Regions from separate parts of the Homo sapiens genome. Here region 1 is linked to region 2. A link is a contact called in ENCODE Hi-C or POLR2A ChIA-PET data. All regions are on one chromosome and are shown on one strand. Each heading gives the region's core, a stretch centred on a gene start or an enhancer-like site at or near the end of the contact. The rest is flanking DNA. Distances are from core to core; before and after follow the strand shown.

The links. A loop is a pair of places that touch in the nucleus more often than their neighbours do. ChIA-PET counts read pairs that join two places held with the same protein, here RNA polymerase II (POLR2A). Pooled maps may share reads with other maps.
Region 1: a loop to region 2 is called in a pooled map, with 2.3 times the contacts of the local background. The contact joins two enhancer-like sites. A Hi-C loop is called at or near these places in 3 of 168 maps with a recorded cell type or tissue (Caco-2, PC-9 and endothelial cell of umbilical vein) and 3 of 50 pooled maps. POLR2A ChIA-PET finds 5 or more read pairs at or near these places in 1 of 52 experiments (PC-9).

The regions. Positions count from the first base shown.
Region 1 is chr13:79,774,751-79,782,365 of GRCh38, reverse strand. No RefSeq gene overlaps it. Among named protein-coding and RNA genes, the nearest start is that of LINC01038, 26 kb to the left of the region's middle. Within about 2 kb of position 2,390, at least 3 of the 41 ENCODE cell types and tissues checked have a DNase peak (open chromatin) inside an H3K27ac peak, as active enhancers do.
Region 2 is chr13:79,720,832-79,728,582 of GRCh38, reverse strand. No RefSeq gene overlaps it. Among named protein-coding and RNA genes, the nearest start is that of LINC01038, 80 kb to the left of the region's middle. Within about 2 kb of position 4,167, at least 8 of the 41 ENCODE cell types and tissues checked have a DNase peak (open chromatin) inside an H3K27ac peak, as active enhancers do.

The DNA of each region.
Region 1 (7,615 bases), core at 1,141-3,640, 56 kb before region 2:
CCAGGGGGCTGTAGAGGTTGGCAGCATCATGAGACAGCTCCAACCGCTGGGAGAAGCCAGAAGAAAGAAAGAAAGAAAAAGACATTGAAAACATCTAACTGGCAGGGAGCCCTGAAGATAGTGTTGAGGACAGCATTATCATTTTTAAGTGCATTTGCTAGACAGTTGGACTCAGACCCATAGGGAATGAAAATAGGCCAATATATAGCATCAGAGATGGATTATCTATTTTAGGGTTTTTTCAGAGAATTTAGAAAGAATGGCATAATTTTAGGAGCAGAGACATGTACCTTGGACCAACTGAGATCTAGAGATATGCTTGCGTCTCACTGTCTCCAAGTATTCAACAATCTTATGAGTTAGCTAATGATTCACCAGTCCTATCTAATCACTACAAATCAAAGGCAGAATCTACATAGTATACTGATGACATTTTTAAGTGCAAAGAAGACTAGTGATCTAAGGAAATTTAGAGTGGGAGACACGCATTCTTTAAAGCACTTCAGTTTTTAAAATATTCATACACTGATTTCTTTTAGGCACCAATTCTTGTAAGAAGGCCTTTAACTTATATGGAAAGAAAAATGGAGATGTCATTTATTGGATACTTATAGTGTGTCAGGCACTGAGCATGACACTTCAATTTAAAAGGAATGTATATAAAAACATGTATATATAAACAGCAATGTAATGTACAATAAGTCTATGAAGCCTTTTTTACCAACTAGGACCCTCAGTTGTGGAGAGTTTATATCAACTACCCAAGGCCATAAATGATGGCTACATTTTAAAAGGAAGAGCATTTCTTTTTTTTACTCTGCCTGCACTTTATATTTTGCCATATTGCCTCTCAGGCTGGGCCATATCACCCTGACCTGTTAGTAAAGTCTGATAAAAAATGAACAAATTATTACTAATTCAGAATGTTCAGTGCTGTATATAAGTCTGTGTATGTGTATGTATATATATATACACACAGTAATAATGCATCCTGGAGAGTGTGTGTGTATATATATACATGCACAGTAATAATGCATCCATATATACATTACATATAATATATATTATATATAATATATGTATATATGTATATATATAATGTGTGTATATATGTATATCTATATAATATGTATATATATATAATATAATATATATATATGGGGCTGGGGTTAAGAAAGATATATATTATTACTAAATAATCCAGAAATACTCAAGAAAAGTGCCATAGTTGATTTCCATGAAGTCTGAATTTCCATTAGATTTAATGGAGGTGACTCTGGGGTATGTTATATTTATATCCCATAATTTAAGTAGCACCCCAGGGATATGTATCTTTATAGCACCCCAGGATGAGATTACAATGGATGAGAAATAAAAAAGGGAGAGTAAGGTCTGGAAAAGGTCCTTGGTTGGAATCTATAGACAGTGTCTTCTCTCCCCTTGCTCTGTACCTAGCCACTTCACTTCTCTATGCAAGTTTGGGAAGAGCCTGTCACATCACAGTAGAGATCTAAAGGGGTTCTGTCCAGAAAAACTATGCTAAAATATGACAACTCATATCTACTTAAAGGGCATTGGCAAATGGTTGGTCTTTGAAAACTTCATCTCTTTACGCCTTCACCCCAAGTTCTGAACATCTCCAAGTCGCTTCTGAGTCTTGTTTTTCCAGCAGGGAGGAGGTGACAGCAGCAGTCTGACTCATCTGGAACCACTGTCTCTTCCCTGGCACCCAGAAATGTGCCTGTCTTCTTAATAGTATCCAATAGCATAATATGGTAAAAAAATGGGCATCCACCAGGAGCCTATAGCACTTCCTCCCACTGAGGGTCAAACACAGACACACATCTCTGAGCCTTCTAAGCAGCTCAGACCTGCACTCTTGCCTGTGTTCCTCTGCCTTTGAATTCACTGGATCTTAGTAGTGACTTAGTAGTTACTCAGTAGTTACCAAAACAGTGCAAAACCATCGCAGTTTCTATGTAAAACAAAACAGAAACCTCATTCTCCGGAGCACACGTGCACTTAACCTAAGTTTGGCATTTGATAGACTTTTCTGCATTTTGTTCTTTTCTGCCTCTCCTACATGGGCTCTCATATCTTTTGTCTTTTTTTTCTTTTTTTTTCTGAAAAGGTTTTGACTTAAAACTGAAAATATTCTAAGTGACAAGTAAGTAGCCCCTTCTCAAATAGAACCTGCAATAACATGCCTGGATTACATTAAGGAATGCTGGAGGGGATCCCAAAAACCAGTGTTTGAACAGTCAACCTGACAAAATCCTAGGACACCATTGAAAGAGCTCCTGTTACCTAACTGACTTAGAGCTGATCAGTGTAATCCTCATGATAATGCATTGTCTGACTCCAGGAACCTGTTGCAATAGCCAGCGGGAGGAGGAGGAACAGAGAGCCCTCTGGGAGTGTCCAAACCTCTGCCACAGTAATGAGACATGAACTGCCTTTTCCTCTGGCTCTGCTTTTGAGCAATGTGGACCAAGAAGTTTCAAAGAGTGAGATAACTTAGATTTATTAAGGAAAGTAAGCTGAACATGGAGACAAAAACAGAGAAAACCACAGAAAGAGACCAATAGCTAATGCCCAAATCCCAGGAAGCAGAGCAGTGAGAGTGAATTTCTTGGCAGGAAAACCAGATTGGTCTAGAAAGAAGTTTTGGGAAAATGTTTGAATCAGTCTCAACAGAATGAAAATGTTTCTAAATGAGCCCTTTGACTGGTTTTCTCTTGGACAAGGTGAAGACCAAATGAAGGAAGGATGAAGGTGGGATGTTTAAGTCTTTTAAAGATAACAAACTTTCCTGTGGCTAGTTAGCCCATTTCTGAGAGTTTATCTCAAGATTCTTCAAAGCATAAGAATGCAAGAGTAGACTTGCACTGGGTCTGTCACCTCCCAAATCTAGGTTGAATGAGGAGGTAGCACAATTCCTGTCTCAGCACCAAAAACTTAGTACCAACAACTGTGACTTTTGTCAAATCTCCTTCCAACTCAGTAAAAAATTCCCCACTATTTGTGATCAACAGTTTTTAAAAATAACACTTCTGTTGTGGCTTCTTTTTTGAAACTGTTTACTCAGAAAGAAAGGTACATATATTTACACTCTGACTGTACTTCATTTCAGGCGATACCGTCCATGAAAAGGAGAGTTGACATAGAATGCCACTCTTGTTTACATCCTATGTCTTATCATGCAGATAAGACTCAGAAAAAATAGACGGTACTAGAAGGTAGGAGAGGGAGAGAGAGAAGTGAACAATTAGAAGGTATAGTTTATGGCCTCTACATAATTTTGAGAGAGTTTTTATGTTAATTGGACAGCAAGGTAGAAAATAATCTTTAGTGGCATGAATAGCAAGATGGTCCTGTTGACTATCAGCATAAGCTATGGTTAGATTACTATTTCTTATCTCTTGTTCAAAGCTCTACATCAAAGGACTATTATCAACTGTTCAAGTGGACAGCAAAGCCTTGCAATGCCTTAGAGCACTCAAGAGTGAGAAAAATTCTAAAGCATTCATTCTTGGGGTAAAGGTAGGCTTTTTATGTATTGAAGAGAAGAGAAAATGGCTGTTATTCTAGTCATGGTACGAAAGCACTGACAAGATAATAGGAACAGAATAAGTCTCTGGTAAATTAAGGTGCTTAATGAGAAATTAGAATACCAGAGTGTTTGTGTGAAACTGGAGCTTAATTCTAAACTGGAGGAAAGTTAGAGATTGTATCACAGCAAAACCGTTAAATTTGTTCCACTAATTTTCTTAGTGATTCATTCATTCAACAAGTACTTATTGAGAAACTATTACATACCAAACTCTGTTATGGTGTTGGCAAAACTGCAAACTACAAAGAGCAAAATAGTTAATAATGCTGCCCTCATAAAGCTTATATCTTAGAATTATCATTTCGCTCAATAATAAATACAACCGTGTTGAGACTGAAAAGATTGGCGATTTTTCTCTAACAAGGTATATGTAAGGTAAAATGCTGAAGTCTTATGATTAATCTGTGGAGAAAAGAGACATAAGAGACATGTGATGTAGTGCAGAGCTTAATTTGTTGGTGTTTATGGGGGTGTGTGTGTGTGTGTGTGTTTGGGTGGACAAGGGAGGAATTTTAAAATGTGGACTTCAGAAGACATCACAGAGAAGGAATTATTTTGGGGAGAGGTGACTGATCTTGGAGACACTCTATAGTTTTTTCATCCAAAATCACAGCATTGTCTAAAAAGAAAAATTGATTTTCAGAAACCCCTGGGACATTTCCTTTAGGGCCACATGGTTGCAGTTCACCCCACTCAAGGCAAAAGAGAACTGTATCAAGAAGATGCACTGAGTACAAGAAAGTAATAATGAGGACCAAGTCCACGGATAGACGAGGGGCTATTACCAAGGATGCATCTGGAATTTAATCGGTTAGTAAGCACTATTCCTGCTAAATATTGTTTGGTGCATGGATATAGACAAAGTATTACCCAATGACGATACAACCTGGATTTTAAAAAGTAGAAAGGTAGTCTCCTTTAAAAATGTAAGGTGTGACTTGTTACATTTTATACAAGTTTAGAGCAATAATAAAATAATCATTGGGACAAACCCTTATCTTTAAAGATAAGGATTAAAGGATTAAATACAGTATAGTGTATTTTCAAGTGGAAGGACAACAAGGAAGTTCTCTGTAGAAAAGGCCCATCTGTTTGAAGCACTTTCTTTTATTTCTTCACCTTTGCCTTGTATTAGGCTCTTTCCTCTGCATTCCCCTAAAAGTTATGTGATATTTTGTTTTTCAGCACATTCTCGTGGGGTTCTAATATTTTTGCCTAGTAATACAGATTGTAGCTGATTTGATTACACATAACATTTGCTTTTGTAGGTCAATGTCTATGGATCTGTTCTATGCCCTCATCCATCCACCCAGCACACTCAAAAAACAAATCCAAATAAACCAACAACAAATACCTAAAAGATCAACTGCAGACTAGTCCCAAAGGAGGAAATGAACCCTTTGATTTTAATCTTCGATAAATCCCAGTACAAAAGATGTTCCGTTGTTCATACTCAATTTTAATTTTAGCCATGTTATTTCAATATCAAAATATATTTTAAAAAATCAAAATTTATAAATTATTGCCAAGGTTATAGCATGAAAAAGCCATACCTCATTTTTCTAAAATTCTTTAACAGGCATCTATAGGATAGATACATCTATTCCAAACTATTTTTTAGCCATCTGTTTTGATTCAGTGAGTCTTGCTGTTGGCATGCGCTAAAACTTTAGTTCCAAATGTGATGCCATTTTTTTTTTCTCTTTCAAATTGGGTCAATGTAATAAAGGGAAATGACGTTTTCTTCACACAGTAGAAGTAGCCCAACTAAATACTGCACATAAAAATTCTCTTAGGAAATTAAATCAAATAAGTTGTTTTTGAGGAATGGCCAAAGGTCAATATTAAAAGCAGCTCGTCTTCTATCATATGTGGTACTTTAGGAGGTTTATAAAAGTCTAGTGAATAGAGAAGCAGCATTTTAAGTAATCTTCAGAATAAGGAAACACAAAGGCTGGGTCCAGTTGACTGAAATGGGGCTGATGCAATCCACTGTCTCCTCAATGGACTGAGCCACAAGTAATATAAACCATGAAGATAATTGGTGTGATTAGATTAGTCATGCCAAAGTGGAGTTTAGCAGTCACCTATAGACAGCCTGCTAAAGTCCATATTGTTTCAGTTCTCTCCCAATCTAGCAGACTGTTGGAAGGCATTATTAAACACAGGTGTTCCTCATCTAGGAAAACAGGTTAACAAAATTCCAAATTCTCAAAAAAGTTCCTATGAAATAATTCAAACTGGAGTAGAATTTTCCCTGCAAGTTCCCCTTAAAGTATAAACTGCTTTATGCAAGTAAGCATTGTTTGATTTGCAAAAACTTAAATTGTACTAAACATTTCTATGACACATTCATTGTGTAAAACAGATAGTACATGAATCAAAATCTCAACTTTTATTGAATGTTAAGCTCAGAGGAACTGATTTATTCTAGATTACTCTAAGTTCAAAAGCCCATTTTACACAAAATAATGGAGAGCAAAGGATAACCAATCTGACCACAGCAGTCACAAATCTTAAAGATTGAACTCTACCATCATCACATTGCAAACTTTTAAAATATAGAATGTTCAAGCCCCTACACCATTTTTAATCTATATAATGTTGACTGTAGTGTATGAATCCTTCAACAGTCACGATTCAAGTTTGACCTTTCACTTTCTTATCTAGAGAAAATTTCATTTTCAAGTATCCAAGAATATTTAAAGTATTTAAAGTATTTCAAGAGAACTTATGGCACATGTCACCCAAGCTCAACAGCTAACAGTTGCTGCCACCTATAGGCCCAATCTCAAGAGAAAGGGCTGGGGACATGAACAAAGGTTTGCATGTTTCAAAGGCAACAAAGCAAGTTTTTTCCTCATTAAAAATGAAGTTGGTATCCATAAACTTTTGATGCAACTCTCTGAAAAAATGAAATTAGATGTGACAAATTTCACTTGTTTCATCAATGACATGCTATTTAAACCACCTCATAAAGGGCAAGAACTTTAAAGCATCAGCCTTTCTACTCACAAAGCAACCAAAGGAAACAAAATGAAGCAAGTTAGCTAGGTCTTCAGTCACATCTAATTGTGATTTTCATGGCTATATAATCGATATGAAAATGAGTGACAAGGAGATACTGTCTTTTGCACCTACTAGCATGTATCACATGTGACAGTCAGGATTCCTTTAGATTCTCTCCCATCTGGAGATTTTGTGAACTCTTCCTTGTGTCAAATAAAGTAAAAAGAAGAAAAAAAGTGAATCCATATAAAAACTCAGAATTAGATCTCATCCTCGGGATTTCTTTTTTCAGTAAAATGAAGATAAAAATGACTACCTTAAAATTTCATCTTAAAAATTATATTTATGTATGTGTGTATATATATTCATTGAATATGTATATATATATACACTCAATGAATAGCATATAGCAAGTTATAAAAATGTTCATCCTGTTACACTCACTAATTTTGTAATATTCTACAAGTCATTTCATAATTGGACTTTTGTTTTTTCATTTGTAAAATGAAGAGCTTAGACTAAGTAGTTTCTAGATTCCTCCTACACTGAATATTCTAGCATAAGGCATTTGAGTTTGGCATTCTCTCTACCCACGCCAGTTGGACCCATTTCTGTATTTGGGCTAACCTTATGCTGCATGAATGGTTGGAGATCAAGTCCCTCCAGCCACATGTTCCCTCTATAAAAATATTTCAGGACACCAAATAATAGAAGAGAAAAAAGTTATAACTTTTCTTCATATGGCTGATGTCCATTTCAGTATTCTGAAATACAACTATCCCCCTTCTTATAAACTAAATATGGCCCCCCACCAAGAATTCATATGTTGAAGTCCTAACCCCTATTACCTCAGAATGGTACTGCCTTAGAGACAGGGTCTTCAAAGAGGTGATTAAGTCAAAATGAGGTTGTCGGGCGTGTGCCCTAATTCAATTCCTATAAGAAGAAGCAATCCGGACACAGAGAGACACAATGAGTGTGCTCACAAAGAGG
Region 2 (7,751 bases), core at 2,918-5,417:
TACTACAAGGCCATAGTAACTAAAACAGCATGGTACTGGTACAGAAATAGACACATAGGCCCATGGAACAAATAGATAACACAAAAATAAAGCCAAAAAACCTACAACCGATTTTTGACAAGGTTGATAAAAATTTAAAATGGAGAAAGGACATTCTATTCAATAAATATTTCTGGGAAAATTGGCTAGCCACATGCAGAAGAATGAAACTAGACTCTTATTTCTCACCATATAAAAAAATTAACTCAAGATAGATTAAAGACTTGAATTTAAGACCTAAAACTAAAAATGTCCTAGAAGAAAATGTAGGAAAAACTCTTCTGGACATTGGCCTAGGCAAAGAATTTATGACTAAGACTCCAAAAGCAAATCTGACAAAAACAAAAATAGACAAATAGGACTTAAAAATTTCTGCACAGCAGAATAAAAAATCAAAATCATAAACAGACAACATACAGCACTATCCATTATAGCAAAGACATGGAATCAACCTAAATGCCCATCAACAGTAGGCTGGATATGGTAAACCGAAGTTCCCATGAGAGAAAATATTTACAAATTATACATCCAAAAAAGGCGTACTATGCAGAATCTACAAGGAATTCAGGCAACTCAATGAGAAAAAAACAAACGAACTCATTAAAAATTGGGTAAAAGGGCTCACGCCTGTAATCTCAGCACTTCGGGAGGCCAAGGCTGGCGGATCACAAGGTCAGGAGTTCAAGACTAACCTGGCCAACATAATGAAACCCCATCTCTACTAAAAATACAAAAATTAGCTGGGTGTGGTGGCATGCACCTGTGGTCCCAGCTACTCGGGAGGCTGAGGCAGGAGAATCACTCGAACCCCGGAGGTGGAGGTTGTAGTGAGCTGAGACCACACCATTGCACTCCAGCCTGAGTGACAGTGAGACTCTGTCTCAAAAAATATATAATATAATAAAATACATAAATTGGGCAAAGACATTTCTCAAAAGAAGACATACAAGTGGCCAATAAACATCTGAGAAAATGCTCAACATCACTAATCATGATAGAATTGCAAATTAAAACCATGAGATATCATCTTATGCCAGTCAGAATGGCTATAATTAAAAAGTAAAAAAACAACAGATGTTGATGTGGATGCAGAGAAAATAAAGGTATGTTTATACACTGTTGGTGGGAATGTAAACACAACCTCTATGGAAAATAAATCTGGATATTTCTCATATAACTAAAAATAGAACTTCCATTTGATCCAGCAAAAACATATGTCACACTATAGCAGAACTGAGTGTACATATCTCAGATGGGATAAAGTCTTATCTCAACAACTGGTGCTGCAAGAGTCTCCCCAGCTTTTCCCAACAGATTCAGAAATGTGAGATATTCAAGCTATACCTTGGGCTCTCTTACAGGCTCTCCTACTTTTCCTTGCTTGTGTTTGAGCCCTTTCTCTTCCCAAGTCTCTCCTGAGGATTTTCTCTTCACCTATTCAGTAAGAGATCATGGGAAAGACTCTCTAGACAAAATAGGGCCCACTCTCCCAGCCAGCAAGGTGACAAAAGGGAACTTGAGTTTAAGTCTCTTCCGCTTGCTCTAGGCCAGAAGTTCCTAATGCTAAAACATGAACTAGTGGTGGTCCATCATGAAGTTCCCAGAGTCCTTAGAAAAATAAGAAAAATGAAGATAATGTGATTTTTTCCAGAAAGTGAGATATATTGAATTTTAATTCTAATAAAAATTATTAAAGAACAATGTGAAACAGTTATTATTTTTGTTGATTTTCTTAACATTCTTACTTGAAAAAATGAAATACTTTTAAACTCCATACCCCAATTTTCAAAAATTTACTAGATGATAAAGTTCCAAAATCTAGAAATCACTTTTCCAGATATGAAATTCTAGTTTTCCAACCCCTCACGGCATCTACTGGCCATCTCCTATATTCATGACTATGGTATTTTGGCAGATGTGCTATCAGAAATAAAGAGCAAAATTATGTCCTATATGGCAGCTGGCAAGAGAGCGTGTGCAGGGGAACTCCCTTATATAAAACCATCAGATCTCGTGAGACTTATTCACTATCATGAGAATGGCATGGGAAAAACCCAGCCCCATGATTCAATTACCACCCACTGGGTCCCTCCCACGACACATGGGGATTATTACAATTTAAGGTGAGATTTGGGTGGTGCCACAGAGCCAAACCATATCACCCATACTGCATCTCTTTTCACATTCAGATACTATAAAGACAGCTATCAATTATAAACACAAAGAAAGGAGACCACATGTATATTATTTAAAAGCAGTGTCCAATCCCATGTCTTCTGACACTGGCTCAGGTAGTGAGGGAAGGCAAGAAACCTGGGGAGGCAGGAACAATCTCAGGACCAAAGTCAGGGAGCCAGAGGAAATGAGATTTGGTAGGAAGAGGAGTAGTCTCAGAAGCCACAATGTGGCCATTTTATTGTTATACAAAGCAGACTACACCAGCTAACATTGCAAGGAGAAATAATGTAAATGTAATTAAATGTAATAAAACACATGTTCTTCAGCTTTATTTAATCATTGATTTCATCATGTCTAGTTCCTGCCAGATAGCTCTCAGGGAATGCACAAGGAACTCTTTTCAGTCCCCAAGAAACTTAAAATATGTTGCAAAAGAAACAAAAATAATTAGCGTAAGAGAATGTACTAGTACAACAACATAATAAAGACAAAAGTAAATTAAATTCAAAAAAGAAAAATAGTAATGCATATTGGAATGGTTAATTTCAGGAGGTAGATAGTAATTATAAAGATAACACATATGGAGAACCAGCGAACAAGCCAGCATCTCTAGATGGAAGAATCAGGATGGGGGGCAGGAGGATGGCATCTAAACTTGTTAGAAGAACAAGTTTAGAAACTTGATAGAAGAACCTGGATGTAAGGCAAAAAATCAAAGCATCTCCTCCTCTTTTATTAGTTCCTTTTAGAATATTCTCCTACTGCTAATTCCAATCTCTCTCTTCCTAATTCTACTGAACTTACTCCTCCCTAAAAAATAAAAATAAATAAAATAAATTACCAGACTGTGAACAGTCATTCCAGGCTTATGGATTGAACCTTGTCATTACAAAGATGTGCTGGCTCAAGTAAGCAAATGCATTCTGGAGGGTCTGCAGGGCTGGCAAGGAATTGGGATCCCAGCAGTTCTTCAGCCAAATGAACATTACACGATTTATATTTGTCTTAGCAATTCCTGGATTTCTACTATCTTTAATCTGCTGAACCATAATTGGGATTTTTAAAAGGGAATTTAGGTCATGTGAAGAAATTATCATTCTTATAAAATTCATTTTAACTAGATATTTTAGAAGATTGTGTTCCTTGCAACACATCTTTAATCAATTACAAGCCTACTAGTACTTAACTCATACTCATCTCCAGTTTTACCTGTGAATTTTGATTAGACTTTCTGGGCATTTCAAAGCCCATATAATCAAAGGGGATAACAAATTATGAACATCTAGTCTTATTTACTACTTTCCTGTCACTCCTATAATAATTTTTGGTTTCAGTCTTCAACGTCTAGGATAATTGTTCAATAATTTCCCCCTTCTTTCTAGTACATTTAGAGTTCATTCTGAGTGCACGCTATTCCCTCCCCCCTTTAAGGAATAACAAGAATGTTCATATCTTGTTTTAACAAGTGGATGATCTGCCTCAGCTTCAGAGTCAGAACTTCACACTATTAAAAGGAGAGCTTTATGTTTAACTTTTTGCCCTGTGAGAAAAGCAGGATATGTCAAGCCTCTACTTAAGTTTTTTTCTTTTGTCCTTATGAGTCCTCTCATGAGCTAATTTCTTTCATAGACTATATAAGCCCTTAAAGAGCAGCACTGTTCCCTGACAAACACACTGGCATGCAGTTAATCATTAATTTTGCAAGGTCCACATCTGCTGTCTTCTGGACTCTATATTGTTTGAGAGATTTCCTCCCATTCCTGTAAATGTAATTGTGTGAGGGCTAATGTTGGATCTTTATCTAACCTATTATCAGCAGTCCAGACAGAGTCTTAGAACCTTCCTTTAACAAGTCCAAGTTAGAGTTCACAAAGCTTAAACCTACATGAATAGAGTAGTATTTTTTTAATGGCAAAACAACAGCTGCAGGGGCTGATTCAATGACACGCCCTGGCTGAGTATGTGCAGATACTAAAAACAGGTGCAACTCATGACTGTTGTGCTGTGTGCCTTTTTAAAATATTACATGCATTTCTTCATCAGATCAAGGTTTATATAAAGTATGTTTTAGAGGGGCATAAAGGAATTCAGAAACATGGTCAGCTGAAATACTAAGGCTTTTAAAAAACAATAAAGGTAGAACAAATTAGAGTTATGTTAATGCTGGTAAGCGTACTACCTCATGAAAATCCAAGAATCCAGCCATCTGCATAATAAAAATGCCTTTTAAATGGCAAGCAAATTAAATTATAATATCTTTTTTTTCTTTCTTGGACTTGATCTGGGGTTCCAGCTTCATACCACTTGGGGAAAAGTTGAAATTAGGCTTTGTGTGGGTGGAGGAGAGGCAGAATTGAATGTGATCCTGTGCAAATAATCTCTTCCAGCCTTGCTGTAGGGTGGGACATGAAGACTGGAAAGAGTGAGGCTCCAAACCCCTGGCGTAGAGGCAACACCTTCTGTGGCCATGCTGCCAGGAAGGCTCCAAAGGGAGTGCCCAATAAATGTCAGTGTTGTGTGGCTATTTCAACTTTAAAGTAACTTGCACAAGTTCACTTGAAATTAACACTGCAGTCATACAGAAGGGGGAAAGGAGTGTGTGTTGTTTCCAGACATAATTGAGATTGAACTCTAACCAATTCAGAAACAAGCGTTACTTTCCGCAGCTCTAGAGAAGCCAGCTTCCCTCTGCCAGAAGGGAAGTATTGCAATCGTCATGAACACAAAGCGTTCTGTATGCAGCTTGCAGAGAGAAGCAGCCCTGTCATTCAGGCTGGCCATTCATCTTTGTGTGTCCTTACGGCAGAGGTAGTGTGAAAAGGAGTTTACTCCCCTTAAAACACGAGTGGTGCTTCTGGGGTCTGCAGAGCCTCCCACATCAGCTGTGTTTGAGGCATTCCTGACATGGAAAAGAGCCCAAAGATCACTTTCAACCTGCTACATAATCATCATTAATGCTGGCCCCTTCCCAAGAGCTCTGAGCATTTACCTGCCTCATACAGAGCCCTACTTTTCCCCAGGTTTCATAGTGAGGTCAACAGGGGCCCATTGAGGAAATCAGAAACAACCTCAAGAGACATTATTCAGACCCACCAGAACTCCTGACATGTGAAAGCTCTCCTTGGAGGCCTGCCACTGCCTGAAGAAACAGCCTAGATTTGGAGACTGAGAATACTCAAGTTATGTAAAGGTTGAATAAAAATAACAATTCTGATGCTACTTTTTTATTATAGAAGCTTCACATTTCATCTCTTGCAAGTAAGCTCCTGAGATGGGAGGGAGACTGTATTGCTGACTCACTAGCTTCTGCACCTCTTGGGTTTCTATCTTTAGTGGAGAGCCTGGTCTTTGACATGGAGTTAAGTAAGATATAACAAATGAGTGGAGCAGTCACTGAAATAAGTTTGTTAGGCATAATGGTAACGTTTTGAAACTATGACAATTCTTAATGACATAGTTTTTTGTTAAGTAAAATTTTGGAGTTGCAAGCAATGGAGTGAAGGACTTTGGTTATTTCAATAATAAAAGAACCCTCCTTCCAACTATGTTAGCAAGAGGAAGAACTGAAGGTTTACTAGTAAATGCAATTGTCAAAAACATAATCAGTGCAAACTCAAATGTTCTAAATGTCTTTAGCTAAAATGTGTAAATAACTTATAAAACATAAATACAGATAGAGGCAGGTAACAGCGGAATCATGTTCATTTGTCAGAAGAGCAGCAGTGAGAAGTTGGGTTGGGACTGACACATGAAGCATGAAGGCCTCCTTGGTTTACCTGAGGGAAAGAAGTTGTCAGAAGCAAGTCAACTGTCACAAGGCTGAGAGTAAGAGAGTCCAAGCAGTATAGTAACAACAAAGAACATGGACTTTTTCATCAGACTGATTTGCAATTCAAACCTGGCTTTGCCACTGGGATCCCTGAGCATATATTGTCTAAACTCTAAATCTTATTTCTTTAATTTAGAACTATCTGTGGCCATGTTGTGCTGACTAAACGAAACAGTGGATACCTAAAAGATATGAGCTAAAGTCTCAAAACCAGGAAGACAAATCAAAGATGAGCATATATGCTTAGAAACAGGTCAACAACTAAGAACCAAGAAGTTAAGGCAGTATAGTGACAAACAACAAGGTGTAATTTTCCAGAAGCCAGAAAAGTATCCAAACAGCTAGAGACCAAGAAGTGGACCTAGTGATCAAGACATACAACAATTCAAAATCTTGGAGATGAAGTAAAGAAAAACAATTAGATCCAAGGCTAAAATGTCACAGTAAGCAAACCTTGCCTCATCTGCATCCCAACAGGGCCGAAAGTGATTTGAAGTGACAATTGAATTTAGTCTATGTAGCTTCTGTAACCAGTGGGACAAAAGGGAACACAGCAATATAGATAAAGGGCAAATAACAGGAATAGCACATTTTGGAACACACTGGCCATTAAAACAGCATGGGTGAAAAATAAAGCATCCACAGGAAATAGAAATCAAGGTTCCAAAGAAGACAATGTTGTAATTGTATCACATTCATGCATGGCATGGTCTCACAGATATGTGTTCTGTGAAAGAGAAGGTACCTAGACATTCACTTGCTGAGAAGAGTTCTAGAAGAGGAACTATAGACACTTTTAAAATAGTAAATATTTTCAATATTTGTACTTTTTAGGTATTTCTGCCATATTTTAAACATGTATATCAGTTGTCATTCACTCCATAAGCTGATGTCATCCAATCTTATGGCTTTATATTAATTTTTATTGCTGCTGTAACAAATTACTACAAACTTACTGGTTTATATCAACATAAATTTGTTATCTTACAGTTCTGAGGGTCAGAAGACTTACTGGGCTAAAATCCAGGTGTTAGCAGGCTAGGTTCCTAGTGGATGCTCTAGGAGAGAAGCTGTTTTCTTGCCTTTTCTATCTTCTAGAGGCTGCCTGCATTCCTTGGCTCATAGTTCCTTCCTCCATCCTCACTGCCAGCAGTGTAGCATCTTCAAGTCTCTCTCTCTCTTTCCTGCCCGGCCCCAACCCCACACTGACCCTTCTGCCTTCCCCTTATAAGAACCCTTGTGATTAATTCAGGATAATAATCCCATCACATAATATTTAACTTAATCACATTGGCAAAGTCCCTTTTGCCACATAAGATAATATAATCACAGATTTCGGGAACCAGGAAATAGATATCTTTGGATGCTATTATTCTGCCTATCACAACCTTAAGTAACATATACTTTGACAACTCTCAAATTTCTATCTCAAGCATAGACCTCACCCTTGAACTTCAGCCTCAGTTTTCCAATAGCTTATTCCACATCTCTACCTAGATTTCTAACTAGTGCCTCAAACTCAGACTGTCCAAAGTTAAATTACTGAATTATACTCAACACCCTAAATGCAGCAAAACCTGTCATTCTTGCAACTTTCTGCTTCATAATCCATGGCAAGTATTGTCATATGCCACAGAATGACATTTTGGTGAACAACAGAAATTTACATTGGCGGTCCAAATAAGATTATAATACTGTATTTTAT